Linked DNA regions of Homo sapiens: region 2 is linked to region 1. Evidence: chromatin loops called from intact Hi-C (ENCODE). Cell type or tissue: PC-9. All regions are shown on one strand. Each heading gives the region's core, and the rest is flanking DNA. Links, peaks and the distances in the headings are about the cores only.

Region 1 (2,918 bases), core at 112-2,611:
TGTTCCAGGTGACTATGTGAAGAAATGGGTCTGGGAACACAGAAGTCACTCTAAAATCACTGAAGTCAGAGTGCTGGGGGAAATGGCACATCTGGTTTCCTTCCCATTTTCAGGGGAGATTCTTGTTAATCAGGGCCAGGAGGGAGAAACCTTTTCTCTGTATTTTGCTTCAGAATTAGAAATAAGTCTTGCCGATCAAGGTGGCTCATGCCTGTAAACACAGAGTTTTGGGAGGCTGAGGTAGGAGGATTGCTTGAGGCCAGGAGTTCAAGACCAGCCTGGGCAACCTAGCAAGACTCCGCCTCTACAAAAAATAAAAAATAGAAAATTAGCCAGGCATGGTGGCATGCGCCTGTAATACTAGCTACTCAGAAGACTGAGGTGGGAGGATCGCTTAAGCCCAGGAGTTTGAGGCTGCGGTGAGCTATGATTGCTCCAATGCACTCCAGCCTGGGTGACAGAGGGAGACCTTGTCTCAAAAAATAAATAAATAGGCTTAAATGCAAATTCCCTTGGGAGGTGGTGAAGGAAACACAGTGGAAGGTGAATGACTGGATATCCTAGAAGAACAGGTTTGGACTGGACAAAGACAGGAGGGCACCAGATTCTTGAATCAAGGAGGGGATAGAAGAATGAGAAGGGAACACGCAGACATTGAAATCCAGCTGGCCCCAATTCCTAATTTTGCTCCGGTGTTGCCTTTCTCTCTACAGGGCCCCCACGTGGTGGGAGCGGGGATGATCTGGGAACTGCCCGGCTCCAGGGGGCATCCACACAGCCTACGGCTCGGATGGTGCCCCTGGATGTGTGCTGTTCGGCTTCCAGGCCTGGGACTCCCCCAAATGGACCCCGGCACAGGGACAGGATGAGTAGGGGAAGCCCGCCTTGGTCACTCGTGCCCGGTGGTTGCTAGCCCCAGCAACTGCGTAAACGGGGCTCCCTGGCTCTACCCCTCTCCGTGGCTGCCCTTCTGGGTGCAGCCCAGCCTGGTCACTGCCCTCCACCAGGAGCCAGGGAACAGGACCCGGGCAGGTACAGCGGTACCACCTGTTCCTTACCATGCAAATTTATTGGTAAAAATGAACTTTTTTCATTGTTCAGTTTTTCAAACGATAATTTCACTTCATCCTTCTGGCATATTATGCTAGTAGCAATAACTGGCTAGTCCCTACACCTGCCTTGGCGGCAGCGCATCTCACTTGTGTGAAAGGCCTGCACACTTCAGGTGGATGTAGAACAAGCCCTCCCGCTGGAGGCGCGATCATTCACTGCCCCCTAGTGGACCAGATGTGCATGAGCCAGGATCCGTGCTTCCGCTTTGATGTGGGCTCTGAGCAAATCAGAGCTGCATTTTATTTCAGTAAGTTTTCGGCCTCTGCTGCTTTAATCTTTGTTGCTAGTGTCTACGGTTCTTAATTAACAGCCCTGAAATGGAATAAAATGTCAATCAAGGGTGACTCTGTGTAAAGCTATATTTAAATGTTAAAAAGTCGTGACATTTTCAAACAGTATTTCAGGCCTCATTTGATGCTCATTTTAAAAATCAAATTTTCATTAGGTTATAAAAATGCTTAACGTGAACGTCGCATTAAAGAGCTCATGTTGGCATCTAGCATAGCCTCAGGTTTTGTGTAAGAGAAAAAACGAGTTTATTTATAAAGCAGAAGCACTGACTGCCTGCCTTATCACCTAATCTGTCACCTAATCACCTTTTGGTTTTCAAGGTTTTCACAATTTGCATGCTTCTTAATTGCCATGTATCCTGGCAATCAGGGGCCCAGTCATACTCAGCATAAGGAAAGCCACCTCTGCAATACGCTGACAACAGCCAGGGGAACTTGGTTTGTCACCACATGCCACAAAGGCTGTTTTGGTGCGTGACTGTCCTTGGGTCAGCTTTAGATTTGTAATACCTGGCCCTAGATCATGCAGTTGAAGATCTTTCGATAATATTCACCTGCATTACATTTGACATACTAAGAGAACTGTTTCTGTAGAAGGTTAAAACACTGACTTTTCTACCCTTTCTGTTTTCTCATTGCCAGGACTTGAACGAATTTGGAACTGTTCCAGAGCTCATTGTTCTCACCTTGTGGCATAACTTAGGTAGTAGGGCAACTCCCTTACCCTTGCCTGGACTCTTACTATCAAAGCCCTCCATTGATAAGGTCTAGGCCGACCACACCCTAAAGCATTTCTTGTATGTATGGATTTGTTTCTTACCTATACCTGAAGAATGGCGCTGGTGAGGTACCACCTTTGGGAGAATTGAGAACATCATCCCTTAGGTAATTATCTGTGCTTTGTGGTTCAGATGAGTAAACTAAGCCCAGAACAGTTACAAAAGGAATGGCATCCTGGGTGAGATCAGTGAGGGGGATATGCTGTATCCTCCCGGGGACAGCCTTGTTCATTTAATCCATTCATTTCAGGCTGACTATGGAGTAGACCTAGCCCTGATGATAGGAAACTTCCAAGAGTTGGTGAGAAGGCTTTGGTGTGTCCACACAGAGCAGAACTGAAATTTTTCCACCCCATTGCAGATCAAACACCACAGCAAGTGAAGTGCTTCAGAGTCCTTCCTAAGCAAACTGTAGTTTTCCCCAGAATGTCACAGGAAGTGCTGCTGGTGATTCATCAGGTTAAAGTGCTCCTTGTGAGTCAGAAGTAAACGGAAGCTGCTGCTCCGTGTGGAGGGCGAAGAATCGTGGCTGGCCCTGAGGGTTCCAGGGGTGGGGTGGGGCAGAGCTGCTTACTAAACGCTTAGAACGTTCCGGTAACAACACTCGAATGGCTGTTGAACACAGTGAAACCCTTGCCCATGGAAACTTCTTAATAAAAGAATAAAAATAAAATAGGCTTGGAGATACAACTTACCAGAGGGAAACCAATCAGTAGAGCTGCATTTCCCGTAAGTC
Region 2 (2,918 bases), core at 254-2,753, 90 kb after region 1:
AAAAAAAAATACTGGTCTCGATCGGCTTTACAAAACACTGGACTAAGAATCTGCATTTTGTAAAGAAAAGCTTCAGTGTTTCATATAAACATGGGTTTAGAAAACCGGATACAGCCTGGTGAAAAAACAGCAAATCTTAACATGGTTGGATTTTATGGCTAATTTCAGGGAAGAGATTTTGAGTCCTCCCACGGAGTTTTCAATGACGATACAAGTGCATTTTCACAGTGCTAGTCAACTTTCATCCCTGGCTATGTGCATGCCGACTTTGATCGCTCCGCCACCGGAGAGAACATGGGCCTTACAGTTAGATCTAAGTTCTAATTAACATATATTTTAGCTTGGTCAGAGCGTCACCCCATTTTCCCACCTGTAAAATGGGGGAAACAATGCAACAATGCCTTTCTGAGAAGATCGTTGTGAAGCCTGAGTGAAGACACCTGGCACAGTGCCGGATTGCTTAAAGATACTCAGAAAGGGCCATTTTACTTCCTTCTCTTTGAGTGTTATTTTGAAGTTCAAAGTCACTTTCCCTGTAACTGAAGGACAAGGGACATTGTTGGTTGTCACAACTGGGGTAGAGAGGTGCTACTGACATTTGATGGGTAGAAGCTAGGGATGCTGTTAAACATCCTACAAGGCACAGGACAGCCCCCACAATTGATTAGCCGGCCCCAAATGTTAATATGCCAAAGTTGAGAAACCCAGCACTAGAGGAATCCACCATGGCAGAGACTGGCCCTGTCAAGGTTATATAGATTTGGATGAGGAAATGGGGATTCACAGAAATTGGGTTAATTACCTAAAAACCATAGCACTTAAGGGGCCAGCATGAACTCTTGAACATGAAACAAAATCTTTTCCAACCCCAAAAGATCTTTCCACTATACCATACTGCCTGCCACCTGCCCTGAAGCAGTATAAGAACTGTCAACAGGCCCATGCTATGCAGTTCTAAGAAAACTAAACCACAAGTGACTGAAAAGCTGTTATCCTAGAGCTTTCAAGTATGCTCCCGTTCTTATTTCCAAATCACATGCTAATATGAACTAAAAGACAACTAGTTTCGACTAGTTGTCTTTTAGGAAGTCTCTAAGGCTAACAAACTAGACCAATACAAGAAAACCATAGCACACATGCCAGAGCAAATAGGGGAACACTTCTCATCATTCTGCCCACTTAGAAGAGCTTAACCGTACCAAAATTACTCAGTACTTGGAGAAAGTCAACCTCTCTCCAAATATTTGTATAGACTCCATCTTCCCAGAAAAGCTGATGTCATTGTTTTGTGCTATGAAAACTATGATAGATGGCAAGAGATATTACTCCACAACAATCAAAACACCACAGGCAAAATAGAAGTCTGGATATAAATTGACAAGTGGTAATGTAGAAAAAAAGTATCTTGAATGCTGCTTACAAACGCAAGTCATTAATCACAGTAGCTAAAGATTTTAGCCCTTCAGAAACTAACTTCCAATAGGCTATTTTGTAGAGGCAGGTTACACTAGTCAAATTAATTGCACTATTTCTTTTGATAAATAATCAAGCAAACATTGGGATTTTACTCAAGAAAAGTAAGTTAATCATTGCTCAGACATAATATTCATGACAAAGTAGACTCAAAATTCAACTGTTATTAAAAATGGACGTTGTTTAGAAATATTGTCACAAAATGACAATTTAAAATGAATTGTAAAATTTAATCTTTAAACAGCATTTATTCAAACTGGTGCATATCTTTGAGATCCTCGATGATTACTAGGTATATATCACAACTGTTTGAGCCAATGATATTAATACGTTATTATAAAGTAATCAACATGACAATACTTTTGCCCGCATCCAAAAGCGCAGTACACTGATTTAGGCCAGACTGACTGATGCTCCCTCCCGTCATCAGGTTCTATTTTAGGACAGGAGGAAAAACATGTTTTCCCATTCACAGTTTTTAAAAATCTTTTTTAATGGATGTCCTAATTGTACACAGAACACAAACCTATCTTCACTTCTCAATGTGTAAATGTGTATCTACTAAGTATACATTAATGTGCATTAAAGACATTCAGAAAACATAAAAACCAAAGAAACATATTAACTGCATAAAAATTTAAAGTTGCTAAATGGTAAAGCAGCTAGAAATTATAAAGTAGGGAAATGTTGAATAGCTGACATAAAGATTCTTAGTAAGAACATTTTACATTCCAATATTACAAATGAGTACAATATGCAATGCATGAAAAATAAGCCAATTCTGAGATGTTGAAGCACCTATCAGACGTACAAATGACGAGCTACCTGGTCTAGATGGAATGAAGTGTTAGCTTTAAAATTTGAGTTAATTTAATAACTTACATCTTCACCCAGGAAGCATCAGAGCTGAGGAAATAAACCTCAGCAGTCAAGTGTTACTAAACCTCATAGTTTGAAGATATTACTCCGTGATGTGTGGAGCACAGAGTAGCTAAATAGTACTTATAATAAATTGGCTATAGTTCTAAGATTAATCCCTTGTGGAAGAGGGAAAGTTGGCCCTCATCAAGATCATAAATGGCTGGGCATGGTGGCTCACACCATGTAATCCCAGCACTTTGGGAGGCTGAGGCAGACAGATTGCTTGAGCCCAGGAGTTCAAGACGAACTTGGGCAACATAGCGAAACCCCAGCTCTACCAAAAAAAAAAAAAGAATAAACTGTTGCACCCTAGTGAGGAGCTGGTTGTCACCTATCCTAAGTGCATGTGTCTTCTCCCCTACCTCCAACACTACTTCAATTTTGTGCTTACAAAACAACCAGATAGATTCATTGCAGCATTATTTAGAACAGCAAAAATGAGAAACACCTAAATCTACCAATAGCAAGATTGGTATTTTTAAGTACGTCTTTATAATGAACTCACTACATTTATGCAGTTACAA

Evidence for each region. Peaks named below come from ENCODE experiments on the same cell type or tissue, not always from the same donor. Only the 100,000 strongest peaks of a DNase experiment are listed, where the experiment ranks them.
Region 2: a loop joins it to region 1, with 2.3 times the contacts of the local background. A loop is called at or near these places in 3 of 110 quality-filtered maps.

What each region holds. Positions count from the first base shown.
Region 1 is chr13:31,043,300-31,046,217 of GRCh38, forward strand. LOC124903147 (a long non-coding RNA gene) reads left to right here and starts at 2,803. Exons shown (of 2, transcript XR_007063744.1): 1 at 2,803-2,911. RefSeq lists an enhancer at 1,989-2,918. In PC-9, for the core only: CTCF peaks have their summits at 1,269 (motif pointing left) and 1,470; DNase peaks (open chromatin) are centred at 1,262, 1,942 and 2,092; H3K4me3 peaks cover 1,132 bases; H3K27ac peaks cover 1,334 bases.
Region 2 is chr13:31,133,339-31,136,256 of GRCh38, forward strand. HSPH1 (heat shock protein family H (Hsp110) member 1) reads right to left here. Exons shown (of 18, transcript NM_006644.4): 18 at 1,635-2,918. Among named protein-coding and RNA genes, the nearest start is that of HSPH1, 27 kb to the right of the region's middle. In PC-9, for the core only: no CTCF peak of the experiment used is centred there; no DNase peak of the experiment used is centred there.